Linked DNA regions of Homo sapiens: region 2 is linked to region 1. Evidence: chromatin loops called from intact Hi-C (ENCODE). Cell type or tissue: natural killer cell. All regions are shown on one strand. Each heading gives the region's core, and the rest is flanking DNA. Links, peaks and the distances in the headings are about the cores only.

Evidence for each region. Hi-C counts contacts between places; a loop is a spot of excess contacts. Peaks named below come from ENCODE experiments on the same cell type or tissue, not always from the same donor. Only the 100,000 strongest peaks of a DNase experiment are listed, where the experiment ranks them.
Region 2: it touches region 1 in a loop (2.5-fold over the local background); 16 of 110 quality-filtered maps call a loop at or near these places.

The regions. Positions count from the first base shown.
Region 1 is chr4:77,728,544-77,745,292 of GRCh38, forward strand. CNOT6L (CCR4-NOT transcription complex subunit 6 like) reads right to left here. Exons shown (of 12, transcript NM_144571.3): 7 at 16,175-16,332; 8 at 13,598-13,752; 9 at 2,844-2,995; 10 at 311-538. Among named protein-coding and RNA genes, the nearest start is that of CNOT6L, 82 kb to the right of the region's middle. RefSeq lists an enhancer at 6,455-6,514. In natural killer cell, for the core only: no CTCF peak of the experiment used is centred there; a DNase peak (open chromatin) is centred at 6,598; H3K27ac peaks cover 1,301 bases.
Region 2 is chr4:77,792,858-77,809,606 of GRCh38, forward strand. The region is part of intron 1 of CNOT6L (CCR4-NOT transcription complex subunit 6 like); the gene reads right to left. Among named protein-coding and RNA genes, the nearest start is that of CNOT6L, 18 kb to the right of the region's middle. In natural killer cell, for the core only: no CTCF peak of the experiment used is centred there; a DNase peak (open chromatin) is centred at 8,534; H3K27ac peaks cover 1,026 bases.

The sequences.
Region 1 (16,749 bases), core at 3,544-11,543:
TTTTTCCAAGTTCTAATGACAGACAGCTCCCACCACTTTCCCTTTTAGGTAGAGGAGTGGTAAAGAGATCTATTACTAAATCCCCTAGTGGCAGAGTACTGCATCATTTATTGCTTTGTTTCCCTTAAACCAGGCAACACCTTTGGTAATAGCTTCTTTATTAAACTCTCTTCTATTACCTTGTGTCCCATCCATGGAATTCTTATGATACATTCCTTAATTTATCTACTCAAAATTTAGGAGCTAGCTGGCCTTTGAACCAAGAGTAAAAGTGAAATTGAAAGCAGTGAGGAAATGATATTATAAATACCTGAATCTGGCAATGAGTTAAGATCTGCACATAGCACCAGCGGGATGGAATTAGGATCTGCAGTTGGGCTTCCAGGCCTACTAGAGGCTTTCTCCAGAATGTTTTTAACCTCTGAGACAAACATCATGGTCTGGATGAGCTTCACATCAGAATACTCTGGGTCCCAATGCATGTGGGCATTTGCCACTATAAGCAGCTGTTTGTCTGCAGCATGAATAGGCTTCATACCTAAATTTAAACATTACAAAAAGAAGACAAAGTTATGCTTTATGTTTGAAGAAATGTGGCATCCTCAGGTTTTCTCAATATGATCCACAGCTACTTCTTTACTCTTTTCCATGAATTTATAACTTCCCTTTTATCTCATAAAGTAATTCTTAGAAGCTAAAGGGCTGAGATTCTGGTAATCCTACTATGGGAATTACTCTCCTAGATCAAGTTGGCAAACTGTAGCCCATGGGCTAAATCTGGCCCACAAATTTGGTATAGCCCTTTAAATATCTGTCATTTAAATAGCACAATAATGTAGTAAGGCAGGTTTTCAGTTGAGTTACCTAAACCTCAATTTAAATTCTTACTACTGTCTAGTACTCATTCACCTTGCATTTCCCAAGCACAACACAGCACAACTGTGATAGGTCAGCAGTAAAGGCAGTAAATTATATTAACCTATATAAGATAAAATAAGAAAGTCATCTGCTACCTGAACAAATTCACACCATATACCGAAATAACATTATTTTTAAAATCAGAATTAGAGAGTAGTGTGCTATAAAAGTCTGGACACGTGGGTTTTAGACTTGGCTTTCTTACTAATTATTTTATGTAGTTTTGGGTCAGTAATTTAACCAGATTCTTTTGGGAAGTGAAATATTCAACTAGAATATCTCTAAGGTTTTTTTTTTATTCCTATAATTCTATGTTTTTTAATTCTGTTAAAATAAACATTAACATAGTACTTTCCAAATGGTAGATGGAATACATTAAGATTTTTGAAAATTAAACATAGTTAACATTTACTGACAGATGTCCATAAAATATTCAAGATATAAAACTATTAATACATATACTCACATTCTGTATGTTAGTAACTCTATAGAGAAATCAACAAGAGCTATAATCTAGAGTATGAATGACATGAGGGATCTCTCACTTTTTACTTTACATACCTTTAAACCATTGGACTATCCGTAAACATACAAATTTAATTTTTCTTTTATAATTTCTATAGAAGCGTCTCAAATTTTTCTATTGGAATATAAGCTTTGGGGGAAAAGACCTAATTTTCTAAGTCTACTAGTTTGTTAAAGTTTCTTTCCAGTCTCACCAAGCTATAATTATCTTCAATGTTGAGAAAATAAGAAACTGAAGTATCTGTTATATCTGACATAGTCACCTTAAAAGCAATTTGATCATAAATGTCTGTAGCCAAATCTTCTAAGCGATCTTCTTTTCCCAGTTTTACAGTGTCACTTTTAGCTATAGATTAAGTATTCACAATATTAAAAATTTTCCCCTTCAAAGAGCCATAAGCACTATATTACTAAATTCCCCTTCTATGAGTACAAGAGATATGTATTTCAGAACGTAAAAGTCTCTACTATTTAGAATTACTCTTCCGCAAATTAAAAGAGGAGTAAAACTCCAAAAGATATTCTCCACAATATCAGAAAAAAAAGTACCAAACTTTGGGAAGAATAAGATTGTAAAGGACATAAAGGTAAATAAAAACGGAGGGGCTAAGAAAAGTAAAAAGTCCAAAATTTCATATCAAAGATTACCTTTGATAAGGAATAAATTGAAGTATGGTGAGAAAAGAAGGTTTGACACATATGCATGGTCTGAATAATTCAAATCAATACTCTAGTCCAAAATAATCTTTTCCTCTACAAAAAGTACAGGGGAAAAAAAGCCCTGATGTAGTCTCACTCCTTTCTTGCTTAAAATGTACTAGTAAACAGTGAGATGCTCAAAGGCAGGCAGTAAGAAGGATAAAAAAGGTCTGTGTATGAAGTACATAATGAGTTTCTGACTCTGAAGGAAGCTATAAATAATCTAAAATGCTAAAGTAAGTACCATGTAGATAAAAGATCCTGCTCTTACCCTGACAATGACTGAGATATAACAAAGAAACTAGAGGAAATGTGCCAAGTCCTTAACCTTAAAGACAAAAGAATCACACTCAAGCTAAAAATATAATTCAAAAAGAGGGCCAAGTCATCATAATTTCTAAATTCAGCCTAACCAAAATATTCCCTATTTAAAAGAACTGTTTGGGATTAATGGCATATTAAAAAAGACTTTACATAGATTATCTGGTAAGTAAAAAAGACTGTGATAGAGAGCACAAAATATCCCAACAAATATATGATGCTTTACACAATGGTGCTATTTTCCTGCCCATCTCCCTTAACTTTCCTCAAAAGAAAATAACTTTGCAATAAATAACGGCAAAATTCTCTTCACTTGTTTTGAGATGGAAAAACTTGGGATGGTGTTTATTTTTAGTAAGAATATTTTACATTGCACTCACCTGCTCCAAATAGTTCTTTGTGGACCTCTAATACCACAGCGACACCAATGTTATCTTTTGTCATCACTCTGTTCAGCATAGCTTCGGATCCATCTGAATTAGCCATCGCCACTTGGTTAAATTCCACTGTATGCTTCTGCACCAATGTAAATCTAAAAGGTACATTATTATAATTTTAGGTACCTAGACTATCATGCTGAAAGATATTAAATGAAAGAAACATGACATGCATTGTCTCCCTTGTCATTTTCTAGCTGCAAGTGACCATGTGATACAGTTCTGGCCACTAAGACACAAGAAGTCTGATTATTGTAAAAAGTTTCTCAGAGGCCCCACCTAACAAAGACAGCATATATATCCCTTCATGCTTTTATACCTTGCCCCTTACAGCTAGTGCTCGGAGAAATAATAACCATCTTGTGACCATGAAATAAGAAGCAGGAAGGCAAAAGCCAACCTTCTAAAAATGGGGAAGCAGCTGAACCAGTTCTGGACTGCCTATTTCTGGACTTCTTGTGTGAGAAAATCACCCTTCCCTCATTTGTTTAAGCTACTGCTAGAATTTTCTGGTATTTAAAGGTGCACACAATCTCAACTAAGTTAATGAGAAAAAGATAAAAAGAATACAATCCACCTACCCTGTTTGTAGTTTTATTTCTACCACATCAAGATATTTGTCAACAAAATACAGGGGCACACCTTTATCTCAGCTAAAGAGTAACTGATTTTTCCATCTGACTTTTACTAGAAAGTTGCAATGGGGTATAAGTATTCTGAGAAACAGATTCTGCAAGATGAAGAAATGACTCTCTCTGTGATTATAGCTTCTGCACTAATAATTTTTTCTTTCCTTCATTAATGCCAAATTATTAAGCATTGTAGAGTTGTAGGATTTAATAGAATTGGTTTAGTGCTGACATTTAATTGCAGTGGGATGTTGGTGAAGTCATTTAACCTTTTTCAGTCTAATTTTATTAATTTGTGAAATATTTATAAGTAATCAAAACCTACTAAATACATTACTTGCACTAGGTGTTCAGTGGAGAGAAGACATAGTCTTGTAACAGATCCCCTCCTCACTTTCCTTCAAGCTTTGAAAACAGAAGCTAGTTTCTGTTTCTTCAAAAATATTGACTTACTATGCCACAGGATGCTGCACTAAATGAAGCAATATTCCCTTCCCTCCTCCAATTCTGAACGTGTCAGCTGGACTGACAAGTGTAAAGGGTCAGTTTATGTGCCTATTTCTAACCCAGAGTGCTTAAAGTGACTATAGTTTCTACCCTCTAAAGAGGTAATCTATAAGCTTAAATATGACAGATGAAAGTTACTAAGGTGAAGAATGGGGTTAAGAGCATCCCAGGTAGAAAATGTGAAAGGTCCTGAGACAGCAAAAAGCACTGCAAGTTTATGTGTTAGAAAAGAATGGAAGGGTATGAAATGATGCTGAAGAGGAGAGATAAAAGTTCTAAGCCAGGACATGGTATCATTTGATTTATGTTTTTTAAGATCACTTAGCTGCTCAATTAAAGAACTGATAACTGGGAAGCAGATTAGAAAGTTTGTGAGGTTATCTGAAAGAGAAATGATGGTGGCTTGAACAAAGGCAAGAGAAATCAAGAGGAGTGAGCAGTTTCAAAATGTGTCCTATAGACAGGATTGACCATTGTCCATATCAGACTTCTTCAAACAATTTTAAGCTGTGGAATACCTTTTACAGTTTCTGGTGAGATTCCCACAGATAAAACAGATAAAAGCAGCATTATGTTAGAATAAATCAACCACTGAAAACAAGCAACCTATTTTGATGAATATAAAAATTTGAAATCAGAGGACAGAGATGATATAGTTTTATATCAGTCTCAGTGTCCAATTTTTGTATTTTGTTTTGGTTACAGAGTATTATTAAAAATCCTGATTCACACAGCTATAAATGGTAAATAACTGGCCCTATACTCAGAAAAAAGAAGCAGACATGAAGAAATTTGATTCAGAGGTCTGCACCAAAAACAAGTTAACTAAGCAGTACTTTATGAACACGTTAATGATTTCCAAAATGTTAAAACTTGTATTTGAAACATGTGAGTGAACATGTTATTTTCAAATTACAGTTCAATTATTCACATTTAATTTTTGAGATATCTTCTAAATATTCACAGAACTTCTATGGTATACTTACAGGAACCTAGGATTCTGTACAAAAGTCTTAAAAATCCTGTTAATTATAATATTTTTATAACTGGAATAATTTTACTTCTACCAAAGCTAGGTCATTCTTTGGGGCGTAGGGGCAGGGGAGCATAGGACTCTAATTAAAAGAAATAACTAAAATTTGCTTTCCTGTATTCTTCTCCCATTTTTTCCATTAAAACTAGATCTAGATCTTTTCAAGAATATACATTAAATCTAATTTCTCTTCCAAATGACACCACTTTAAATATCTGACAATAGATGTCAATGCTCTCCCACCCTCCATGTCTTCTCCGGAAAAGAAACGATCAGTTACACTTACATGATGTGTGATGTTGTTCATCTGAACAATTTGTTTAAATTTGCTCAACAAATTTAAATTGAACTGACAACTGGGTCTGTCTTTTTGAAAAGTTCATTTGAACAACTCAAGTTTACCCAAAGGTGCAGTACCTATAACTGGGCATAAATGAACTACAGCCTTCTTCATTTTTTAACTGTATTTTCATTAATAAAGACTAAAACTTCACTTTGGGGAAAGTCATATTGTAAGCCAAACAGGAACTAACATATATCTGAAATGTTTTGATCTTTTTGCTCTTAAACCAGGTCTTGTCAGTCCTGCATTTATAGGTACTTCAAAACAAAAACGTGGAAAAAATGATACATTAAATATGTTTATTGTAGAGATATGAGAACAAAGAAAACTAAGTCACTTATAACCCAATACCTCCATTTAAAAGTTAATATATTTCCCCAGACTTTTCTCTACACACATACACACACATATTTTTACGCATTTAGAACAATACTATTCTATCAGGGACATTTCCTATAACATTTAATATTCTTCCAAATCAATTTTGATGACTGGATTATAGTCCACTCTACAGATTCACCATAATTTATTTAACCTGTGTTGGACATTTAAGTTACTTACGTATTTTAACTAATGCCGTAATGAACATTGCTACATATATTTTTCTGTGGTCTCAGCTGATTCTTGTCCCTCCCTCTTTTTATTCCTTCCATTAATAATCTAAGAGCGGCAATCTTTACCTCAGTTAAGTATCACTTCATGAACATCTGCTCATTAGTTCACCTATTCGGATATTAAGTGCTCTGAAACTTCATTCTATTTAATTTTTAATTTTTTACAGATATGTAAGATAGATGCACAAATTTACAGGATATAATTCTATTTTTCTATTGGATCTAATTCTATTTTTCTAATAGATTAAATATCCCTGCCAGCTTTTGGACATTTATAAATGTTATGAGCATGCATTCTCTTCTCTCAAAATAATTAAATTTCTCAATAGGACAGAATAATAAAAAAAAAATGAAAGCTACCATTATTGAGGATCTATCCAGTCTCAAGATTTGTGTTAAGTACTTCATATATGTTAGTCCTAAAATTTGCACATGGAGATATACTGCTCAGATTCCTCATCAGGGATTGCTTCAGTTGCAGAAAGCTGCCTACTCATGGTCACATACTTCTAGGAGCACCACCATCCAATTAGAAATCGAAAGCAAAAGTTAAAAGTCCAGGGATGTGGGCCCCTTGTGGTTTAACTCTCACAGGCCATATAAGCTCTAAAGCTCCCTGTTGAGTCACCTGAGGCAGTCAGGCCTGCAACACTTCACTTTTCTCCGTATGTCCAATTCTGCTTCCTCCCCTTTCCACAGGTGTTGATTTCTAATAAACTCCTGAACACCAAACTATCTCCGAGTCTTCTTTCGGTTATCTCTGAGAACCCACATTGCAGCAGGAGGTATTACTACTGCCATTACAAAGATGAAGAAAACTGAGGCTGGGCAAGTCTGTCTTTTTGAAAAGTTTGATAGTTCATCCATCCCCCAAATCCTAGAATTTTTTTCTCTACTCCAATATTTATAACAGATTACCTTTGCCAGTTCTCTAACCACACTTCCGTAAGATCTTTAATACCATAAGATATAATTATCTTCATCTGAAAACCTAACTAGTTAGTGCAGTTTAGTGACTCTCTTGGCTTACCAATCTCACCGTCTTGGTTTGCCATTCTCCTCTTTACCTGGTCTTAGTGTTTCTACTTTGAGGAAAATTCTTCTCAATAGAAATCATGAAAGCAAAACATAAATTGTATAGAGCTGTTTTTTGTTGATCGTCAATTACTGATTATACAGTCTGCAGCGGGTCCATTCCTTCCTTGTTATTTACAGTGCATAATGTTAGTTAAAATATCCTCCTCACTGCCTTAGCACTTTCACCCAGCCTTTTCTTTTTCTTAAGTTTCTTAGTAATGATCATAGGTTCATTAAACTTTTTTAAAAATACATGATTAGTTATTGATCTTTCTTCATTTAAATAACAATTCTTTAAACATAAATCTTGAGCAACCACTGGGTTATCAGATGCTTGCAACTATCCTTCCAACTTTATTTCTCATTGGTATATACTGCCATACTTTTGACTTTTAAAACTTCTCAATCTTTTAAAGGTACCTTCTTTTTACTGTCATGGTTTCAAAAGTCCAGAAAAGCAAAACTAGTCTTCCTAAACAGGATGCATATGTCATTATAACTAACACTCCCTTCCACTGCCACTGAGAAACTCTAGAGCACACATTCTCACTCAAGTTTTATCACTTCAGCTTCACCAAGGGTTGAAAAACCAAAGAGAGAGTTGAAAACTAGTTGAACCAAATAAAGTTCCTTCTTTCTAGTAAATAAGAGTGTTGATATGTTTCTTGAACTTTAAGACTTTCTCAGATATTCTGTTTTTAAAAGAATGAGATTTCTAGCATTAGTGCTGATGGCTGTAATCTACAATTTATCTTATTTCCTTGTTTATAACTGTAATAAATTTACAATATAGTAAGATATAATTACCCATATTCTATCCCTACTACCTTAACAATGCTACTTCTTGCATTCCCTTCCCATACAAACCAAATGCACTCTATTCTGCATCTACTTTGTTTCACAGATTTCCATACAGGTAACATTTTGAAATATAGAGGTTTTCTGCCATTCTTTCTATTATTAGATGTTTCTTCTCAATTAGACATATTAGTTTATAGTTACTTTCCAATCATTGTTCCAAGCCATACAGCCTTGGTAATACGGAAAATCTTAAACTTGTCTCTTTCGATACATTAGTTTACCATTCATACTCTGTGACTGGTATACAGATGCTAAAAGCATTATTCCTGATGATATTTTATTCTAAGAATTCTTCTGTATATTCACATTTTTGAAAAAAAAACTAGACGAAAGGTCAAATGGATAAAAGAACATATATTAATATAATAAAGACTGCTATGACCAAAAAATCCCCTTATATGATTTGAGAATTATTATTAGGTTGGATGTTTCATGTGCAAAAAGAACACGTCCAGAGCAGTCCTTCAAATAAAGACATAACTCAATTTCTTACCAACTTGTAGTCTAAAAATAACTTTGTGGGCTCTGATGTAATTAATTAATGCTAGAGAGAGGACAGTGACTGCCAACTATGAGAAACTAAAGCAATCTATAGGATTTAAGTAATATTCCATCCCTGAATTCATTTACAAGTAAAAAGGGGCAATGTAATACACAGTCAAGACAATAGTATAATCACACAAAGTTAACTCTGACCCTTTCTGGATCACATCCCAACACTGTTAAAACCAAACCAAATAGAAGTTCTTACTATATTCAGTATAAAATGATATAAAATGTGTTCTTGGTCCCTTTAAGTAATCATGGGAGTGCCAGAAGGTAACTAATTGGAAAAGGTAAGCTGAGAGACCAGGTTAAATAAGGAAGTAGATAAATAACATCCTATATTTGTACCGTTCTTTTTTTTTTTTTTTTTTTTTTTTTTTTTTTTTGAGATGGAATCTTGCTCTGTCACCCAGGCTGGAGTGCAACGGCACGATCTTGGCTCACTGCAACCTCTGCCTCCCGGGTTCAAGCAATTCTCTGCCTCAGCCTCCCGAGTAGCTGGGATTACAGGCGCCCACCACCAAGCCCAGCTAATTTTTCTATTTTTAGTAGAGACAGGTTTTCACCATCTTGGCCAGGCTGGACTTAACTCCTGACCTTGTGATCTACCCGCCTCAGACTCCCAAAGTGCTGCCATTATAGGGGTGAAACACCACGCCCAGACTGTACAGCTCTTTTAACCACTGAAAGTGCATCCACATTCATTATTTTAACCCCATAAGAAACCTCTAAAGTGGAACAGTTATTATCTATATTCGAAAGGTACAGAAACTGTAGTACAAAGTCGTAATGTTATGATCCAGGTTGAATAGAAATTACCAGAAGAGTACAGATCAAAATCTCATTTTCAAAAAAAATCCTACGTACAAATTCTAAATGCAACAACCACCTATGACACAGGAAATTAATAACTGAGAGACCAGTGAGATGGGAGTATCACAACAGTAATGATACTGTACCATTTTGGAATGATACTATGACCTCTGAAAACCCTCCTTCCAAGCACAAAACTACCTGTGATAATAGAAGAAAAAAAAGCAAGGACTTGGCCTTACCTGGTACCTCTGAGAATGGAAGCAGGTTAGGAAGTACAGCAAGAACTAAGTGCCATGACAACCTAAGTTCCCAATCCTATGATAAGAGATTGCCTCTTCACAGTGCAATGATCACACTGTTCTAAATTGCTGTTTTCATCTTTCCCTTTCTCATTGACTTGAAATAAAGCATGATAAGGAGGTCAGAACTGCTAACCTCAGGAACAGCAAGTCTAGCATATAGGTCTGCTTTCATCTTCATATTTTCCCCCACTATTAAGTTGTGTATCTGGCTCCAAGACCCAATTCTACTTAATGGTTAAGTCTATAGGACAAAACATGGCAAAAAGAAATTTAAATTATGAGTCTAAAGCATGTATCTACGGCCAGGCGCGGTTGCTCACGCCTGTAATCCCAGCATTTTGGGCGGCCAAGGAGGGCAGATCACCTGAGGTCGGGAGTTTGAGACCAGCCTGACCAACATGGAGAAACCCTGTCTCTACTAAAAACACAAAATTAGTCAGGCATGGTGGCGCATGCCTGTAATCCCAGCTACTCAGGAGGCTAAGGCAGGAGAATTGCTTGAACCTGGGAGGCGGAGGTTGCAGTGGGCCAAGATCACGCCACTGCACTCCAGCCTGGGCAACAAGAGTGAAACTCCGTCTCAAAAAAAAAAAAAAAAAATGTATTTACAACTCAGTTTCTACATATACATTATATACATATAAGAAACATATGCATATGTATGAATGTATTTTATAAAATGCTTTGGAACGTAAATAATACTTGTTAAAAGACAAAGCAAAAGCTGAGATCTGGTATTTTATCACTCAAAGTTCTATTTTCTAGTATCTCTATGCATCTAACTCCCAAAAAATGATGTTCATAATGATGACCAAACAGGTGCTGCCAAATCCTGAAGTAGATTCTGAATCCCCCAAAACTAAACTAGAATAATGTGATTTAAAGAACAGTGTATTATATTCTAATTATCTGAATATTGGTAACTTGTGTCCTAGCCTTTACTAAACAATACTCTATCCTTTCATCATGATGGATTAGAGATTTTTATTATAGTATTTTGCTATAAATGGCAATTATGATAGTTTCCATTTATTGTTGCGTATTCTGTACCAGTTTTTCATGTATGATTAAACAGTCATCAGTGAAGATGAGGAATTATCAGATACTCTGATTACAGAAGAAAGAGACTGAGAGTAAGTACAGTGTTGACTACTCTTCCACAGTTATCTTTGTTAGTTTTGTAACCTCTACAAAAATGATCTTACAAGATAAGAATATACAAATGAAGAAACAGGTCCAGAAATGCTAAGTCTTTCAACATTATATAGCTAAATAAATAGAAGAAGCACCTGGCTTCAAAACTCACAGTCTTTTTTTGCCCTATATTTCCAGTCTGAAGAAAGAATAAAGGCAGGGTATAATACTTTAAATTCCAAATAGTTGGCACTGAATAGTCAGCTAAGACATGGATAAATATCTGGTACTGGGACAGAAGGTGGTTTTGTTCTACCTATAGGAGGTATATAGTCCTGTCATTCCAGGAAAGAAGTTGAAAAGAGGTACAATATACTGATGTATCACATTCAATCTGTTGCCAGATCCATGTTACTATTCAGGAAAAAAGAGTTGAGGAAGAAAAGAAAAACAGGTGACACATCTAAGTACTTCCTATGTGCTCATTACTTAACTAGTTCACAGCATTTTTAATAATTCAAGAATCAATTTGCAAATACCCAGATAACAGTTCTAACTGTTATTTCAAAGCCTTAACTACTTCTAGTAAATTGTTAAGGAATTTTAGATTTTTCCTCTCAAAACTGTGAGAGTAATAATAAAAATCTTCCATATTATCTTGAAAGAAACTATAGCAAATAGAAAAAGAGCCTGATGTTAGATGTCTCAAGTTTACTGGTGCATTTTTTTTTTAAGCTATGGTGTTTCAAGGGGATTTGTGTATGAACATAGGTAACAAATATCGTCAGGCACGGTGGCTTACGTCTGTAATCCCAGCACTGTGGGAGGCTGAGGCGGGTGGATTGCTTGGACCCAGGAGTTCAAAACCAGCCTAGGGCAACACAGCAAGACCCCATCTCTACAAAAAATACAAAAATTAGTTAGGTGTGGTGGCATGCACGTGTAGTCTCAGCTACTCAGGGTGCTGAGGTGACAGAATCACCTGAGCCTGGGGAGGTTGAGGCTGCAGTGAGCCATGATCGCCACTGCACTCCAGCCTGGGTGACAGAGTAAGACTCTGAGACCCTGTCTAAAAACAAAAACAAATGTCAAATTCAGGGCAATTTTTCTAAATGAGGTAATCTTATAAGAGGTATTAGTGATATCAAAAGCTCAAACAAGAAGGCTAAAGATTCAGTTTATTACAGTAGTTAAAAGCATGGACTATGAAATCAGACTGTGTAACTGGAACTAGTTATTGAACTTGTCTGTACCTTGGTTTCCTCATCTTTAAAAACAAGGAAATAGCTGTATAGCTGCCTGTAAGAGTTGCTTTAAAATTTGAACAAGACAACTAATATAAACAATTCGAAAAGGCTGACAGATGGCAAACACTCTGGAAGTACGGTCATATACCATATAACAAGATTTCAGTCAACAAGGGACTACATGCCGATGGTAGTCCCACAAGACTATAATGGAGCTGAAAAATTCCTATCACCCAGTGATGATGTAGGTGTCTTAACATCACAGCACAATACATTACCTTTTTTACGTCTAGATATGTTTAGACTCAAATGCCATTGTATTACAATTGTCTATTTACTACAGTAACATGCTGTACAGGTTTCTAGCCTGGGAACAACAGGCTATACCTTATAGCCTAGGTGTATAGTGCTGTACCATCTAGGTTTGTGTAAGTGCACTTCATGATGTTCCCACAACAACAAAATCACCTAATGATGCATTTCTCAGAACATATTCCCGTAGTTAAGAGATACGTAGTTTTAATAGAATTATTCTAAAATGCATAAAAAATTACCAAACCATTAGAAGAATTTAGTATATTCTGACCTCAAATACTACAAGGCTTTGTACTAATTATTAACCAAAATAAGAATATCTCTACTACAAATTCATGGAAAAGACAGGAAAGTAGGCATAGATAAATGGGAAGTGGACCAAATATCTTTCAAATTCATTGAATTTGTTTACTTAAAATAGCATGTCATGCTGGTAATATGCTTGGATCAATAAAAACAGATTGGCTTTGGTAAAATAGATGTAAAATGGGGAAATACTGGAAAACAGCTGTAAGCATGTATATGCTTATCCTGTAAGATGATTTCCTAACGTATGAAATCCAAACTATTAACCATGGGATTCAACCTCTATCAGATGTCACGTTTCATTTTCCATTGCCCTGTCTCAGTCAACCCTTTTAACTCTCTACCTCCATATGCTCTGTGCCTGCCTCTCTTATCTACCCAGGCAGACCTCTATCTTATATTACACCATATGATATTGCAATTGTCTTATATGCCTAGTTTTTCCTACTGGATTTGAGCTTTCAGTGAGATTAGGAACTATGTCTTGACTATCTTTGTGTCTGTTGTGTCTAGCACAGGACTTATCACAAAGCAAATGCTCAGTATACATTTAGTGAATAAATGATTTTAAAATGAATGATTCTCAAAAATCAATTATTAAAAAAAAATCACAGAAAAGAAACCCAGATCACTTATGGCCAACCTTAAAAGGTATCACTTTCTTTTTTTACACAAAAACTAATACTTTACTTCATGAAAATATGTTCTGAAATATGAGACCATTCAAGTCTGTATCTCTTAAAATGTTCAGTGTTATTTGGTAATAAAAGCATAAGGAATAATACAATAAATATCCTTATTTCGAATACACAGCCTGAGAAATGAAACATTAACAACAGTTTTAAGTTGCATAATACTTGTTTTCTAGCTTTCTGTTGATTTTATAGGGCAAAACCAAAGACAATTTTAAAGTGTAAGCATTTAAATAAATAAAAGTACACCATTGTGCTTTGTTTCCTTAACTTACTTTTCTGTTTTGAAGAATATTGCACAACCATCTACATGCTTTCTCTCCTGCTCAGACATGATTTTGGCACGTGACTTTGGAGAAAAAAATCCATCATATCCACGCTCCTTCAATGCTGGCAGAAAGAGAGTGAAGTATTGCTCTGTTTCCACTTCCTGAGATGAAAGAAAAGTTATCATCTATATGACAGAGGGAAAATGCTGATTAAGATATAAAAATGTTCAGCATTATGAGTAAGATGTAACTTAGTAAAAATAATTCACATAGCAAATATTATCTTACTATCTTACCTGATTGCTAGCAGCTGCTACTTGACAATGGCAGCTTTTTAAACATGAAAGAACCAGAAAGGTGACATGATTTTCTCATGCTCACACAGATAGTAACAGGAGTAGGACTACATCCCAAGGTCTCTTGATTCCCAATTTACAGTTCACTCCATTATACTTTACTTCCTCAAGACTGGCAACTAAACAAAGCAAGTTGGGTATATGATAGATTCTGTGATAGGGAATAGTAATTTATATATAAAAAGGTAATTTAAAAACTTGCATATCCTTCTGAACTATGGTGGAAAGAAATGATACCCAAGAGTGAGAAACGTAAAATCTATCCACAAAAAATTCTACTTTAAGAAATTTTTAAGTACCTAAATCGCAATCATCCAATGGCCTCTATTAATTTAATAATTATTAGTCTATTTTATTCTTTGACTCATAAAATATTTTAACAGGTCTTTCTAAATGAAATAAATATGAAGATAATTTATGTATGCAGATGTTTCTAACAGCATGAGTTTATGACAGCAAAAACCCATAAACAACTAAATGTGTCCAATGGTATGGGAAAAGCTACATCAATATACGTTCATATAATTAATGAGTTTTGAAGAATTTTAGTAACATGGAAAATCCATTAAGTACAATAAATAAGAATCAAAATGTATCTGTAAATATATTTTACTTAATGTATAGAAGAAAAATACTCCAGAAGTTTTAACACAACTATCTTATGACATGAAATTAGGTATTTCCCTCCATCATGCTTTATATTTTTTCAAAATTTTCAACTTCTCTAGAATGATCTCTTTTTAATACAGTATAGTATTATAGCATTGCTTTTATAATAAGACAATTTTCTTAAATTATGTTCTATCCTTCAAACTGCTATATTTAGGAGGGTGTGAGGCTGTTATCACTACAAATACTAAACCAAGAAGTAGACAAGAAACTACAATAGCCTGATTTTGTTTGCCGCCTCCTCTCCCCAATTCTCTGTTAGTCTCAGTATTTAGAAGAAATTTTATTTTAATTTTAAAAGATTTTTACTTTTTTCCCAAGCAACCTAAAAATAAATTATCAAGCTACTCTGTTACATAAAAAAATTTTTAATAATTTTTCCTCTCAGGCTATGATGAAAAGAATGTGTGAAATTGTAACACACAACTTTTTTTTTTTTTTTTTTTTTTTTTTTTTTTTTGAGACAGAATCTCGCTCTGCCATCCAGGCTGGAGTGCAGTGGTGCAATCTCTGATCACTGCAACCTCTGCTTCCTGGGTTCAAGCAATTCTCATGCCTCAGGCTCCCAAGTAGTTGGGATGACAGGTGCACGCCACCTTGCCTGGCTAATTTTTGCATTTTTAGTAGATATGGGGTTTCACCACGCTGGCCAGGCTGGTCTCAAACTCTTGACCCCAAGGGATCCACCCGCCTCGGCCTCCCAGAGTACTGGGACTATAGGCGTGAGCCACCATGCCCGGCCTGTAACACACAACATTTTTAAACACCTTTAAGAAATAGTAAGTTTCTGAGTTGATGAATATGTTAATTAGCCTCATTTGATCATTTAAAAAAATATATATGTATCAAAACATCACAATGTACCCCATAAACATATACAATTATTTGTCAATTAAAAATTTTTAAACCTTTAAGCACTTAATATGTTTTGAAAGTTGCTAAGAAAAAAGTTACTAAAAACTATTCAAACATCTTTTTGGCTAATCATTAGCTAAATTTTGAAGCAACAGAACACATTTCATGAAAAGATGCTGCTTCTTCAGTAAAGTTCAATTTATAAAGTGCTATAAAACAGAAGAATCTAAATTTCAGAGATGGTTTATAAAGTAAGGTAAGGCAAATATGCATGATTTATAGTACAATATATTAAAATATGTCTGTTTAAGGAATAACTGTGGGCAAGCTTTTTTTTTTAAAAAAAAACAGACTCCAATACAAGGTAAATTTATATTCCTAAAAGACTGGCAATCTTCTGTGGTTTTCTCTTTCAGCAATACCAATGATCATGAGGTGAATATTAACATGAACGGGTAAGATTATTTCCACTTAAGAAAACAGTAAATAAATATAAGTAGGTGGTTGTATTCAGTCAGCAAAATAGTTTCACTATGGAAATGTCTTAAATGCTTATTTAAATTGTCCATTATTTTTAAGAGGAGAGAAAACAATTCTTTTTGAGCTTTGGCTCTAAACACAGGATCTCTCCCAGTGGTCAGATCTTCTCTTATGTTTAAGTTCACCTTTTAAGTTAAAGACAGTTTAATTTCTATGGTGTTACCTGAAGACTAATGATATCTGCGTCACAGTTAACAATTTCTTCCATAATTCCCTTTTTCCTGTATTCCCAGTTTAATGCCCAGGATGGGCAATAGCCATATAGCTGCCGGGTAGCGTATTTATCACATAACACATTGTAACACATAACCGTGAATGATGCTAAGAAGTGGGAGAAAAAACAACAGACAAACGGGAGAAAATTAGGCAACTTTTTCTAAAGCAATATCATGTGTACACCTGCACAAGCACACACACATACGCCACATATCATCATTGTAAAATGCCTAGGCAAGATAAAGATTGCTAATCTACTAAAACATCATTGGAGTCTATCATACAAAATTTATTTTATTAAGTCTAGAATTAGACTAACAGCTTATATTTGAGAGTTTTAAGGAAATTTATTTTAATAAAAAATTTAAATTTTAAATCTGCTAATTTTTTGCTTATAACTTTGAGAAAAGCTTCTTTAAATGAGTGGAACAAAAGTAAACTGTAGTTGCATTTTAATTAAAGAACTCTAATCTCATTACCTCTTATTAACAAAATATCTAAGTATTTTTTGTGCCTCCTACT
Region 2 (16,749 bases), core at 5,105-13,104, 66 kb after region 1:
GACTCTCGACCAGATGTGATTCTGCCCCTCAGGAGACATTTGGCAATGTTTAGAGATGGTTTTGGTTAACACAACTTGGGTGGCTTGGCAGGGGTGCTACTGGAATCTAGTAGGCAGAGGTCACAGATGCTGTTAAACACCTACAGAACTCAGGACAGCCCCCACAACAAGAAATATCTTGTCCCAAATGCCAATGGTGCTAAGGTTAAAAATCCCTGCACAAATATGACCTAAGCATGAGTCCAGAGTATAGTATCCATTGAAAAAAGCATTTAGAAAATCAAGTACCATGCAAAGAAATCATTGTCAGAGAGAAATGAAAAAGCCAGAGGTTATGAATTGTATTTATTTCCAAATTCTTCGTAAGAGATGATGATATTCTAGCCATCAAAAGTATCTCTGGATGCTGAGAAGCAGACAGCTATTCCACCAAAGGCTGAGCATCCCAGCAATTTCCAACTGGAGACAAATAATAGGATATAACTATCATTCAATGAGCACCAACCATGTGACAAACATTATCCATAGTGTTTTACGCGTCAGTAATCACAACTTTTAAGTTGGAGGTGCTTTAATTATCTTTATTTTAGAGTGGCATAAGCGCATTCTGAAATTTGCCTCTGGTCACATGGTTAGTGGGTGGCACAGTGGGATTTAACCCAAGCAGTCTGGCTCTACAGTCCCAGCAGCAGAGACTACATCATGCTGCCCCCGTCTCTTATGATGGACTTGGAAAACTCTGAGGACAGAGCAGGAGAACAGAGAAAAACTTGACAGGAATTCTGGGCATTTCCCTGAGTACTAAGCAGCAGCCACTGATTTCTGAGTGTTGGGTAGGGGAGCTGAGAAAGACATGGCCAACATGATTACTACAGAAACTGCTCAAGATTAGAAGACAGATAAGCTTTCTATGCAGTAAGAGTGTACAGGTATATGCGTTATAAATTTTACTAAAATGTCTCCCATGAAACTTAAAAATTGTAAAACAATTTTTGTTAATTTTATATAGCCAGCTGGGCGCAGTGGCTAACACCTGTAATCCCAGCACTATGGGAAGCTGCGGCGGGTAGATCAACTGAGGTCAGGGGTTCGAGACCAGCCTGGCCAACATAGTAAAACCCCACCTCTACTAAAAATACAAAAAATTAGCCGGGCATGGTAGTGGGCACCTGTAATCCCAGTTACTTGGGAGGGTGAGGCAGGAGAATTGCTTGAACCCAGAAGGCGGAGGTTGCAGTGAGCCCAGATCGCACCACTGCACTCAAGCCTGGCAACAGAGTAAGACTCTGTCTCAAAAAAAAAAAAAAAAAAAAAAAAAAGATTTTAGAAATAGAAGGAAAGAGAGATTATAGTCTTATAGTCTGGTAGTTCTCAACCTTGGTTGGCCTTTATGGAAGAAACAATACCAATTCCACATAAACTCTTCCATAAAGTTGAGGCAAACATTACCCTAATATCAAATGAAACAAGAGTGCAAGAAAACTATGGACTTCATGAACATAAATGCAAATAAAGTCTTTTTTGAAGTTTAGCAAATTAAATCCAGCAATATAAAAAAAAGAGTGATCCATCATTATACCAAGTGGTGACTACCCCAGTAATGCAAGCAAGGTTGATTTAACGTTCAAAATAATAAAAACCACCTATTAAGAAACTTAAAAGAATACACATGATCATCTCAATAGATACATAAAAAGCATCTGAAAAATCCAATGGCCATTCCTATTTAAAAAGAAAACCTTCATTTAAAAAATAAAAGTGAATTTACTTAGCCTGATAAATGGCATCAATGAAAAATCTATAGCTAACATTAATGGTGAAATTCTGAATGCTTTTCTCCTAAGATCAGAAACAGGGCAAGGATGTTAGCTCTCACTTCTATTGAAGTTTACACCAGACACCAGAAGTTCTAGCCCATGCAATCAAGCAAGAGAGAAGATATAAAAGTCATGGAGACTGGAAGGAAGAATTAAACTCATGTTTATTCACAAACAATAAATTATATATATGTAAAAAATCCTATAGAATCTACAAAAAATCTAACAGAATTAATGAATAGATTTAACAGGTAACAGAATACAAGATTAATATGTCCCCTGCAAAAAAATCAAGTGTATTTATTTCTACATACAGGTAACAAGCAAAAGTAAAAAAGAAATTTTTCTTTTTTTTTTTTTTTTTGAGACACTTTCCCTCTTGTTGCCTAGGCTGGAGTGCAATGGCACCATCTCGGCTCACTGCAACCTCTGCCTCCCAGGTTCAAGTGATTCTTCTGCCTCAGCCTCCTGAGTAGCTGAGATTACAGACATGCGCCACCACGGCTGGCTAATTTTGTATTTTTAGTAGAGACGGGGTTTCTCCATGGTGGTCAGGCTGGTCTCGAGCTCCTGACCTCAGGTGATCCACCCACCTCGGCCTCCCAAAGTGCTGAGATTACAGGTGTGAGCCACTGCACCCGGCCAGTAAAATTTTTTAAAGTATCATTTACAATGACATAAAAAAATAGAGATTAATATGAAAACAGATGTGCAAACCAGTTGACATGGTTTAGCTCTGTGTCCACACCCAAGTCTCATGTCCAGTTGTGGTTCCTAGTGTTGGAGGAGGGGCCTGGTGGGAGGTGACTGAATCATGGGGACAGACTTCTCCCTTGCTGTTCTCATGACAGAGTTCTTAAGACAGCTGGTTATTTGAAAAGTGTGTGGCACTTCCCCCTTCACTCCTGTTCTTTCTGTCTCTCTCCTGCTGGCCTTGTGAGGATGTGCCTGCTTCCCCTTCACCTTCCACCATGATTGTTAAGTCTTCTGAGGCCTCCCCAGAAGCAGAAGTCTGTACGGGGCCCACAGAACCATGAGCTGATTAAGCCTCTTCTCTTTATAAATTACCCAGTCTCAGGTATGTTTTTACAGCAGTGTGAGACTGGACTAATACACCAGTACACTGGAAACTATAACACATTACTGAGAAAAATTAAAGAACTAAATAAATGAAGACATACCTTATATTCATGGGTCAGAAGAATCAATATTAAGATGTTATTCTTCCCCAAATGATCTACAAATTTAACACAATCCCAGTGAAATACCTAAGGTGGTTTTTTTTTATTCATTGAAAGTGATCTTTTTTCTTTCCTTTTATCTTTAATAATTTCAGCTTTTATTTTAGATTCAGGGAGTACACATGCAGGCTTGTTACATGGGTATATTGCATGATGCTGGGGTTTAGGGTATGAATGATGGCATCACCCAGGTAGTAAGCATAATATCTAATAGGTAGTTGTTCAGCCCTGTTCCCCTCATGACATTTTTTTTTTATAGAAATTAACATGCTTATTCTAAAATATATATGGAAATTCCAAGGGCCTAGAAAAGCTAACGCTGAAACAACTTTGAAAAAGAAAAATAAAATTGGAGGATTTACACTATTGATATGGTCTGGCTCTGGGTCCCCACTCAAATATCATCTCAAATTGCAATCCCTATGTGTTGGGGGAGGTGCTTGGTGGGAAGTGATTGAATCATGGGGGAGGACTTCTCCCTTGCTTTTTCTTGTGATAGTGAGTTCTCATTAGAGATTGTTGCTTGAAGGGGATGTGTGGCACTTCCCCCTACACTCTCTCTCCTGCTCTGCCATGCTAAGACATGCTTGCTTCCCCTTCACCTTCTGCCATGATTCTACGTTTCCTGAGGCCTCCCAGTCATGCTTCTTGCCTGCGAACCAGGAGTCAATTAAACTTCTTTTCTTCATAAATTACCCAGTCTCAGGTATTTTTTACAGCAGTGTGAGAACAGACTAACAGAACTACGTAATTTCAAGAGTTATTACAAAGCTTCAGTAATCATGGCAATAAGGTACTGACAAAGATTAACATCAAGAGAACAGAGTCTAGAAACAAACACAAACATACATGGTCAATTAATTTTCAACAAAACTGCCAAGGACGCCAGGTGTGGTGGCTCATGCCTGTAATCCCACCACTTTGGGAGGGCAAGGAAGGCAGACTGCCTGACCTCAGGAGTTCGAGACCAGCCTGGACAACATGGCAAAACCCCATGTCTAACAGAGAAATACAAAAAAATTAGCTGGGCATGGTGGTGTCCCTGTGGTCTTAACTACTTGGGAGGCTGGGATGAGAGGATCACTTGAGCCTGGGAGGTCCAGGCTGCAGTGAGCCATGATGGTGCCGCTGCAGTGAGCCGTGATGGTGCCACTGCACTCCAGCCTGACAGAGGAAGACCTTGTCTCAAAAAAAAAAAAAAAAAAAAAAAACTGCCAAGGATATTCACTGGGGAGGATAATCTCTAACTAATAGTGGTAGAGCAATTAGATTACCATATTTTAAACAAACGAACCTCAAACTTTACCTCATACTATATAAAAAAAAAACAAAAACACAGTAGCCCCCCATCTCTGTCCCTTATCTACAGTTTCACTGCAGTTTGTAACCTGTAGCCAACAGGGTCAAAAGATATTAAATGGAAAATTCCAGAAATAAACAATTCACAAGTTTTAAATTGTGTGCCAGTCTGAGTAGTGTGATGAAATCTCCTGCTGTCTCTTTCAGTCCTGCTTGGACATGATTCATCCCTTTGTCCAGCATATTCACACTGTTTAGTATACCTGCCTATTAGTCAATCAGTATCTATCTCAGTTATCAGACTGTCAGTCTCACAGTGTGTTTAAGAAACCCTTATTTTACTTAATAATGGCCCCAAAGCACAAGAGTAGTGATGCTGGAAATTCAGGTATGCCAAAAAGAAACCATAAGGGGCTTCCTTTTTAAGTGAAATGGTGAAAATTCTCAATTTAATAAGGGAAGAAAAAAATCGTATAGTGAGGTTGCCAAAATCAATGGTAAGAATTAATCTTCCACCTATGACATTGTGAAGAAGGAAACAGAAATTCATGTGGTAACTGCAGTTTTAGGCATCCACTGAGGGTCTTGGAATATATATCCTCCACAAATAAGGGTGGGACTACTCTATGTTCAACATGGATCACAGGCCTAAATTTAAGAGCCAAAATTATAAAATATCTAGAAGAAAACACAGGAGAAAACCTTGGTGACTATGAGTTTCGCAAGGATATCTTCAACACCAAAACAAAAGCATGATCCATAAAACAAAAAATTGATAAATTAGACTTTCAAGAACTTTTGCTCCTTGAAAAACATTATTAGGAAAATAGGCTAGGCATGGTGGCTCCTGTCTGTAATCCCAACATTTTGGGAGGCCAAGGAAGGAGAAGCACTTGAGACCAGGAGTTCAAGACCAGCCTGGGCAAATATAGCAAGACCCCGTCTTTACAAAGTAATACAAAATCAGCCAGGAGCCTATAGTCCTAGTTACTCAGGAGGCTGAGGCAGGAGGACTGCTTGAGCCCAGAGGCTGCAGTGAGCTATGATCGTACCATTGCACTCCTGCCTTGACAACAGATTGAGATCTTGTCTCTAAAACAAATAAATAATTTTTTTAAAAAAAGAAAATAACCCACACACTGGGAAAAAATATTTACAAATCATGTATATGATAAAGAATGTATATCCAACATAAAGAACTGTCAAAATTCAGTAATAAAAAAAATTTCTAATGGGCAAAACATTTTAATAGACACTTCACCAAAGAAGATATATTGATGGTAAAAAAGTACATAAGATGCTTTAGTCATTAGAGAAGTGAAAATTAAACCACAATGAGATTCTACTCTATACTTTGGCCTATTAGAATGGCTAAGTTTTTAAAAAACCGAGCCAAGAAAACAACCGGAACTTTCATACACTAAAGATGAGAATGCAAAATGCTACAACTTTGGGAGAAAGTTTGAAGGTTTCTTAAAAAGGTAAACAGGCCAGGCACGGTGGCTCACACGTATAATTGCAACACTTTGGGAGGCCGAGGTGGGAGGATTGCTTGAGCCAGGAGTTCAACATGAGCCTGGGCAACATAGTTAGACCCCATTTCAATTAAAAAAAAAAAATAGCCAGGCATGGTGGTGTGCACCTGTGATCCCAGCTACTAAGGCAGCCGAGGTAGGATTGCTTGAGCCTGGGAGGTCAAGGCTAGAGTGTGCCATGATCACACAACTGCATTCCAGCCTGAGTGAAGGAGCAAGACCCTATCTCAAAAAAAGAAAAAAAGTTAAATATGCAGCTACCATATGACCCAGACATTCCACTCCTAGATATTTACCCAAGATAAATGAAAACATTTGTTCACCCAAAGATTAAACTGAACTCAAATGTTCTTAGAGCTTTATTTATAACAGCCCAAAACTGGAAACTGTTGAACAGGCCAGGCACAGTGGCTCATGACTGTAATCCCAACACTTTCGGAGGCCAAGGTGAGAGGATTGTTTCAGGCCAGTAGTTCAAGACCAGCCTGGGCAACACATCAAGTCCCTGTTTCTACAAAAAACAAACTTTGCTGGGAATGGTGGCACGCACCTGTAGTCCCAACTGCTCAGGAAGATCACTTGAGCCCAGGAGGTTGAGGCTGCAGTGAACCACGCTAATGCCACTGCACTCCAGCCTAGGCTAGTATAAACAAGGTCAAAAGTAATATGTTCAGGATGGGTGTGGTGGTTCACGCCTGTAATCCCAGCACTTTCGGAGACCGAGGCAGGTGGATCACCTGAGGTCAAGAGTTCGAGACTAGCCTGGCCAACATGGTGAAACCCCGTTTCTACTAAAAATACAAAAATTAGCTGGGCGTGGTGGTGGGCGCCTGTAATCCCAGCTATTCAGGAGGTGAGACAGGAGAATTGCCTGAACTCAGGAGGCAGAGGTTGCAGTGAGCTGAGATTGTGCCATTGCACTCCAGCCTAGGTGAGGGGAGTGAAACTCCATCTCAAAAAAAAAAAAAAAAAAAGGAACATGTTCAGACCCAAACTAAGAAGTTGCAAGGGTACCTGTAAAAGGATCACATATCATCTATTATAAGCCAAGTGTATGAGAGCTCTTTCATTCAAAGTAACAAATCCTCTAGAAAAAGTAGATTTAGTCCATGTTTTAATGTGGAAAAAAACTGAAGTAACATTCTAACACTTCATATGAAATCCTTCATCTTTTTCCTTTTCCTACCTTCCAATTTCGGGCTCTGCCTCTCTGGTAGTACATGGCAAATCCAAGAATTGAGTATTTTTTCACAAATTTAATATCTGTTTATATAAACAATCACCTGTACATAAAACTAAGCATGTTATACTCCATCAAAAAAAAAAACTAATTCAAGAAATTGGTTTTAATTACCAGAAAACTGAACTTGATAGTATCAAAAACTGAACTAATGAATCCTTTTCATAAAGCTAATTACTTTAGCTTTTCTATTTCTTCAGGAAAATATTTTAAATTAAGTCTTACACAAAGGCCAGGTATTATGGCTCACACCTATAATCCCAGCACTTTCGGAGGCCAAGGTGGGAGGACTGCTTGAGCCCAGGCGTTCAAGGCCAGCCTGGGCAACATAGTGAGACCCTAACTCTACCAAAAAAAATTTTTTTTTTTAAAGTAGCCAGGCACAGTAGCATGTGACTGTGAGTGAGCACCAGCTTCTTGGGAGGCTTAGATAGGAGGATTACTTGAGCCCAGGAGGTCAATGAGCTTATAATTACACCACTGCACTCCAGCCTGTGAGCGACAAAGCAAGACCCTGTCTCTTAAAAAAAAAATTAAAAAAAATAAAGTCTTGTATACAAAGTTTTGAACAATATGAAAGTCTGAATAGCTGTAACAGCCATCCCATACTTTTGAACTGAACCAAATTATACAATATTTTAATGTTAGATAAACATAAAAGTTGTGTAAAGAGGTGTTAAAACTAGTATGACTATTCTGAGAAGCAGGGTTTAGAATGTGTATAAGCCATATCTGAAATCTACAAGTCTCCATTAAAAACAGTAGAGTAAAACAGAAAAATCTTAGTAGCCCAACTGTCTGAAATAAAACTTGATAAAGTATAAAGAAAAGCTCCATCCAGGAGAGGGTTCCAAGGTACCAACATCTTAATTACAAAAGGATGTAAAAGAAAGTTAAGGCCAATGCTGACTCACACTGATCCAAAACAACTAGCATTAAACAAAGAGCTAACCCTTAACTTTTTGGCATGAATAAAATGCCTACAAAAGTATCCACTCTACTCATATAAATGACTGCCAAGAAGGTGGTGCTTTGTATTGAGCAGAAAGGTTAGAAGGGAAAGGGTGTCAACTTTAAAATTGCTCCTAAAATAGTTGATTAGAAGGATAAAGAACAAGAGAACTTACAATGGCTTTGAGTCAAGCTTGGTTCCAGGAAAAGGATACTCTGACCCTACGTGAAAGCAAAAACCAGCCACTGAAAAGTAGACACCCAGATTTTGCCAGCAGAAGGAAGAGTATTGTTCATTTCCCACAAAGGTAGCAGAGTCTTTAACTTCAATTCCTAGGTTTTCCTGGCAAATAGATACTCTGCAAAAGCAACAAAGCAAACTAAATATAATGCTCTTCACAATTTCAATCCTGCACTCACAACGCCAGCTTCACAAACTCATCAAAGGTCACAGAGGAGCTAATTTCCTGTTTTGTTACTTAAAACTCATTACCTTCCTCCTGAGCTAACCAATACAGAATAATTTCCTTCTTGTTTTGAAGCTGACAAAATAATGACAGTATACATGTAACATACCAAAAAAAATTTTTAGACAGTTACTAAGAGTCAAGGAATACAGTTTGATATAATTTTCTGAAAACAAATTGCACAGAATCCATGTCTATTATTACTCCACTTGAGGAATATTTATTTTTCTTAACAAATTTTAAAACCTTTATTTTGAAGTTATTTTACCAGAAGATAAAAATTGGGGGGGGGGGAGAATGAAACATTTTATAAATATTTATCAAAAACCCATTATAAGCCATGCACCTTGCATGTGCCTGTAGTCCCAGCTACTCAGAAGCTGAGGCAGGAGGACTGCTTGAAGTCAGGAGCCCGAGGCTATAGCAAACTATGGTCACATCTGTGAATAGCCACTGTATTCCAGCCTGGGCAATATAGCAAAAACTATGTCCCCCTGTCCTAAAATCCTCATAGTCCAGGAAACAAGATGAGAAAAATGTAAACAATGACTACCATGTTGTAAACATTTATTTCCCATTTCTTTCTAAAATGTATTTAAAGTTGCTTTCCCCAAAAGAAATATAACAGTTTATACATAATTTTAATTTAGTGAAGAATATGTGTAAATTCCATTAAAGTCCATTATAATGCTACTAAGAAGATTCCAATGGAGCAGTAGTTCTAATACAGGTTGATGATTGTGAGGTGTGTTACAAATACAGTAATTTGTAACTATTAATAGTAAAAATTACCTAAATTTATGTACACCTTATACATACAATATAAATATACTGTATGTCAGCATTGATTCTCTATCCTCTTACCAGTATTCCAACAATAAGAAGAGTAGAGTTACAACTATTTCTCCCAAATATTACAAATCATGATGGATACATGTTGCATATGCACATATCCTTTAGGTATGTTATATAGGTTTTAGTCTTCTTTGTATTAAAATATGCCTCTTATCATGCTACTAAAAAATGTTTTCATTAAACATAAATTACTTCCTAATTACTAAATGAATTTTCAATCTCCTTTTCAGACAGTACTCATCCCACATGGCTTCTCTGACTTTGAAAACTAAGGGCAACATTATTTCTTGAAACTTTCCCCTCCCTTATCTTCTGGACCAGATTTTAACTAGACTGATAGAAGATGGAGTTTATGGGTGAGAGAGAAAAGAAAACATGCACTGAACACCCAGTATGTGGCCAGATGGTATGCTAGAGAATTTGAATTATTGCATTTAACTTAACCAAAAGCATAGACCCTAATTATCAACTATCATTTTACAGATGAGGAAGGTGAGATACAGAGAAGTTGTGCAGACATCTAACACCTCACAGCTAGTAAGTGGCTAGACGGGAATCTGAACATAGTTAAGACCAACTACAAAAACCAAGCTTCTACTAAATCATGCCAAATTTTAGACATTCCCAGAAGAAAATGCGGAGAAAATATTTTATAATCTTGGGGTGCAGAAAACTTATTCTAAGCAAGGCAAAGACCTTTTATAAGGAATGATAAACAGTATTTTAAAAATTTAATGTCTATAAGGCAAAGAGCAAAGTCATAAACAAAGTCAAAAAACAAACAAGAAACTGGAACAAAGTCTCTGCAATATTGATAATGAGCAATAAGGTAATGTTTCTAAAATGTAAACAGCTATTAACAAAGTAATAAGAAAAACAGAGACACCCAATAGAAAAATTTAGGGTAAAGGTCATGATCAGGCAAATCACAAAAGAATGCAGTGGCCAAAAAAAATGTGAAAAAAAAAATTATCTCCACTATAATTAACAAATTCCAAAATTTAAAATATGTATGACTTTTTGTTATTAAAATGACAAAAATTAATTATGTGAATATGAGTTTGAGAAAATAAGCATACATCACACAATTGTTGGGAGTAAAATTTTATAAAACATTTCTAAAGGGCAATCTGACAAGATGTATCAAATATTAAATGTGTAATTACTTTGATCCAGCAATTCCTTTCCTAAAAATTTATACTTTAAAAAAGTGTGCAAAAGGTGTTTATACAAGTTTTTTCACTGCATTAGTGTTGATAATCATCAAAAATACAGAAATAAATTGTCAATCAACAGGGGACTGAATGACAGGACATCAATAAAATGGATTACAATGAAGCCATTAAAAAGCAGGAGGTAGGGCAGGTGCGGTTGCTCATGCCTATAATCCCATCACTTTGAGAGGCCGAGGCAGGTAGATAACCTGAGAACGGCAGTTCAAGACCAGCCTGACCAACATGGAGAAACCCCATCTCCACCAAAAATACAAAATTAGCCGGGTGTGGTGGCACATGCCAGTAATCCCAGCTACTCGGGAGGCTGAGGCAGGAGAATCGCTTGAACCCGGGAGGCCAAGGCTGCAGTGAGCCGAGATCATGCTATTGCACTCCAGCCTGTCAACAAGAGCGAAATTCCGTCTCAAAAAAAAAAGAAAAAAGCGTGAGGTGTGGAAATGTAAAACAGCGCTGCTACTGTGGAAAAGTTTGTCAATTCCTCAAAAAGTTAAAACACAGAAATACGTATGACCCAGCAATTCCACTCTTAGGTATACACCCAAGAGAAATGAAAACATACGTCTTCACAAAACCATATACATGAATTATTTATAATAACCAAGTATGTATAATAATATATTGTTCACTCATAAAAAGGAATGAAATATTGGCCGGGCACAGTGGTTCATGCCTGTAATCCCAGCACTTTGGGAGGCCAAGGTGGGCAGATCACCTGAAGTCAGGAGTTTGAGACCAGCCTGGCCAACATGGTGAAACACCGTCTCTACTAAAAATACAAAAAATGAGCCAGGCGTGGTGGTGGGCTCCTGTAATCCCAGCTACTCAGGAGGCTTAGGCAGGAGAACTGCTTGAACCTGGGAGGCGGAGGCTGTGGTGAACCGGTATCGTGCCACTGCACTCCAGCCTGGGTGATGCAGCAAGACCCCATCTCAAAAAAAAAAAAAAAGGAATGAAATACTGTTATATGCTACAACATGAATCTTGAAAATATTATGCTAAGTGAAAAAAGCAGACACAGTCACATATTATATGATTCTACTTATATTAAATGACTAGAAGAAGCAAATCCATAGAGACAGAAAGTAGACCAGAAATTGTCAATGGATGGGGTAACTGGAACTAACTGACATAAAATATGAGGTTTCTTTTGTGGGTGATGGAAATGTTCTGGAATTTGCTTGTAGTGGTGGTTGGCAACATACTGAATGTACTAAAACCACTAAAATATACACTTTAAAATGGTGAATGTTTGTGTTATGTAATACATATCTCAACTTTCATCCTACAATTTTTTAAAGCATGAGGTGTATTTATTAATGAAAAAAGATGTTTTCAAATGAAAAAAAAGCAAATTTTTAAAAAAGTATACACAGTATGAACCTATTTTAGTTATGTTTTTGTGGTTATGTAAGTATATATTGACCAGAAACAGGTAACAGTACTACCACTTAGCCTTGAACAACATGGGTTTGAACTGCACAGGTTCACTCGTGGAGATTTTTTTTAACCAAACACAGATGGAAAATATAGCACTTGTGAGATGAGAAACCCATGTATATAGAGGGCCAATTTTTCATATACATGGCAGGACCTGAGTATGTATGCATGGATTTAGGCATACACAAGGGTCATGGAGCCAATCCTCTCTATACCAAGAAACTACTGTATATATTATACTGCTAACAAGCTTGATCGCCATGAAGCAGGATAACCAGAAAATTATGCGTTTTATTACCATTTGAATTTTTTTTTACAAAGAGTACATATTATTTCCCAAAACAGACATGATGCAATAAAAATACTACCATCTGCAAAGAAAAGTACATTACTATGACAAAAATACACAGAAGAAGAGTAAAACAGGAGCTAGTACAAGCAAAGGTAATTAACCTAGGTTCCATAAATCTCAGGAAACCTGTGAATTTATATAGAAAAAAAATTACATCACCATTTTCACTAATCTCTAAAATTTTCACACAAACCTAAACAATCAACCATAATAGTATTAGCAGTACCTGTGATTTCTGTCACTAACAGAAGTACATTTTCATTTCATATTATAGTTGTTACAGAAATCTCAAAATATCTATATGTACCAGTATTACAAAATTATGGTAGCTATTAGACTCATTGCAAGACGTTACTTAACAGTATTAGTAGAGAAGCATATATATTACTATATCATATTTTGGCATTTCAATATAACAAGTTCCTTTCAAGTCCTATTTACTTTATTTCACTCATTTAAAATTGTCATTCTACATTGGATTCACAGCCTTCTCCAGACTGAAGAAAGGTCCACAGCACCAAAGATTAAGAATCCATGAATTAGCAACAGGAAGGGAAACCAATCATAAGAGTATTCTAATTATTCAAGCATAAAGTAAGCAGAGCCCAAATTCAGGCAACGATAGAAATCACTCCAATAGAATTCACAGTAATCAATTTAACCAACATAAAATACACAATTTCCTTCCTTGACCTGCCTCTTCCGTTTTTCTCATTCGTCTCTGACTTCCTCATAGTCAATCATTGACTTATCACTTTATATTTTAACTTTTTTTAAAAGGCCTCCTTCTTCCCAGTCCCATCTCCTCAACTGATGGTGAATACCTCAACTAGATTAATCTTAAAAAATTAACTTCAGGCCGGGCACAGTGACTCACGCCTATAATCCCAGCACTTTGGGAGGCTGAGGCCGGCGGATCACCTGAGATTGGGAGTTCGAGACCAGCCTGACCAACATGGAGAAACCCCATCTCTACTAAAAATACAAAATTAGCCGGGCGTGGTGGCGCATGCCTGTAATCCCAGGTACTCAGGAGGCTGAGACAGGAGAATCGCTTGAACCTGGGAGGCGGAGGTTGCAGTGAACCAAGATCGTGCCACTGCACTCCAGCCTAGGCAACAAGAGCAAAACTCTGTCTCAAAAAAAAAAAAAGATTAATTTCAAACTGCCACCAACCTGTTCAAAATCATTCCATGGTTCCCAATGTCTTTAATAGTAGTACTGATAATTATGATATTCTAGAGCTACATCTTGCAGTATCTATTAATCAAAACAATTGTTTAGGTAATGAATGTTCTATAAAATACCTAAAGCAATATTACAACATACAATTTGTGTATTAAGAGAACCCAAGTTATGGATTTAAAAAACACCTGCTGCTCTAGAGTTGAAAGCTTTGTATCAATGACTCCAGAACAAAATTAAAATTCCTTACCAAGATATTCAAGCCCCTCCACGATCATTCTCCAATTTGCCTTATTAACCTCATGTTCCCACTCGAGCCCTAGAAGTTAACCAGAAATTTACTTACTTTCCCACTCACCACCACCCCTGAACCTGGACTCATTTTTCTGCAACTATAGATCTGCTGATATGATTTCCATGTCTGTAATGCCATTTAATTATTCATTCATTTAATAAACACTTTCAAATTCCCAACTATATGCCAAACTCTGTATTAAGCCCCTACTATGTATCAAACACTTGAGCTACAAAGGTAAGGCATATATCATCTATGCCCTTAAAAACCTCACAATCTTTTGTATTTTTAATAGAGAGGGGATTTCACCATGTTGGCCAGGATGGTCTCGATCTCCTGACCTGGTGATCCGCCTGCCTTGGTTAGCTGGGCATGGTGGTGTGTGCCTGTAATCCCAGCTACTCGGGAGGCTGAGGCAGGAGAATCGCTTGAACCAGGGAGTCAGAGGTTGCAGTGAGCCGAGATCGCGCCACTGCATTCCAGCATGGCGACAGAGTGAGACTCCATCTCAAAAAAAAAAAAAAAAATCCTACAATCTAAGGCTACAGGGAGAGGATCTGTTGAGCTCAGGAATGCAAGGTCAGCCCGGGCAACATAGCAAAATCTCCATCTCTTAAAAAAAAAACTCACAGTCTAACGCAAAACGGAGACATAAACCCAAGTTAAACACAAGGCAATGTAGTAAGTGTTATGAATGAAGAATGCACAGAATGCTAGAGGAGCACAGAAAAAGTTCATAAAGCAAGGACTACAAGTACCAAGTAAGGTTTCCCAAAGTAGGAAGTACCAGAGGCAGATTATTAAAGAAATCAATGAGGTCATAAAGTATAAGGTATTGTAGGCATATATAAAGCACAGACCACGCTGTAAGTCACTCACTACAGCTAGGCTAGGGAATATGTGAGAGAGAGTAGTAACAAATACGAAAACTAGAAAAGTAAGCAAAGACAAGATCATCAAGGGCCTTACACATAATGCTAAGAAATTTGCATCTTATTTAAAAGTAATAGGAAGCAGCAAGATATCTTAGGAAGTACACAGGTTTAGGTATTCCAATGGCCTCAATCTGTCACTTACTTGACCTTCATCAAATCTGCCTCTCTAAGCTTCAATTTCCTCAACTGTGAAGTAGAAATAATATCAACTTTACCAGGATTGTTACAAGAAGAAATGAGTTAGTTCACGTAAATCTCCTTGCATAGGGGTCAGTCAATAAGCTGCATCCAGACTGATTTGGCAGCAAAGAATGGTTTTTACATTTTTAAAGGATTGTGAAAAAAGAATTACAACAAAAATTAAAGGATTGTTAAAAAACAAAAAAATTACAGCAAAAAAGAATATGCAACAGAGATCTTGCATGACCCAAAAAGCCAAAATATTTACATCTGTCCCTTCATAGAAAAAAGCTTGCTAGGCCTGGCGAGGTGGCTCATTCCTGTAATCCCAACACTTTGGGAGGCTGAGGCAGGTGGATCATTTGAGGTCAGGAGTTCGAGACCAGCCTGGCCAACGTGGTGAAACCCCATCTCCACTAAAAATACAAAAATTAGCCGGGTGTGGTGGTGTGCGCCTGTAATCCCAGCTTCTCGGGAGGCTGAGGCAGGAGAATCGCTTGAACCTGGGAGGTGGAGGTTGCAGTGAGCTGAGATCGTGCCACTGCACTCCAGCCTGGGTGAGAGTGGGACTCTGCCATCTCAAAAAAAAAAAAAAAAAAAGAGAAGAGAAAAGAAGAGAAGCTTGCTGTCTCCTATCCTAGCCCACAGTAGGTAACCAGAAAACAGTAACTATTATTATTAAAGGACTGTAAGCAGAGAATTTAAGCAATGTGGGATGAATTTTACAAGGATTTCTCTGGTGACAATGTGTACAAAGGAAAAGATGTTAAAGGAGATATAATGGAAGTTGTAGACTAGCAAGGAAGATATTACAGTAGTCTATTAATTTTTTCCCTGCCTTTTTTCTCATCATAAAGGCAAGAGCAACATCTATCTCCTCTCTTACTTATCCCTGTAGTTTAAAATCCATATGTACTCTGTATGTCATAGCACTTAATGTTAGTCACTTAGCATATTCTGCCTTCACCTGTTTACTAGATCCAGACTTAAACATCCTATAAATGTAAGCATTATAGTATAAGAGTGTTTTAAATTCAAATAGATCTGGTTGTAATCTTGGGCACGTTAATTAACTTCTTTCCTAATAAGAAACAGTAATAGTGTACGTGTATTGTTTTTTAGTTTGGTTTTTTACTACAGATGTGCCAGGTAGTGTCCTAAATACTTTACAGGACTACATCATTTAATCCTCACAAAACTCTACGAGATAAGGAATATTATCTCCCTATTACAGATGAGAAAACTGAAGCATAGAGAAGTTAAATGAGTTTCCGTAGAGCTGGAAAGTGGAGGACCCAAGGCTCACTTTCTTAACCAGCTTCAGAATGAGAATCATACTGCCTCTCTCATAGGATTTTCATGAAGAATAATTTAGATTACACATTTAAAGGGAAGGAGGGGAGTGGCTTTTCACATTCCTTGGTACTCAGTAGTCAAAAAAATATTAGCTCCATTCCCTGGTAGAAAGATTATTCTACATTTCTTTTTATTCCCCAGAACCCTGAATACAATAGTCTATAACAAATAGAAGCTTAATAAATATTAATTAACAGGTTATATTTTGGTGATTCAAATTCTGACAGTGTTTCAAGGCTACCATTCTGTATATAACTCACATTATGTTGTTTCATAAAATTATATGTAGATATTGCAGAAGATTGTACTAAATATGAACCTATAGAAGAATATACCCTGTTAAGTAATTTCTGAGTTTTGCTTTGTTAA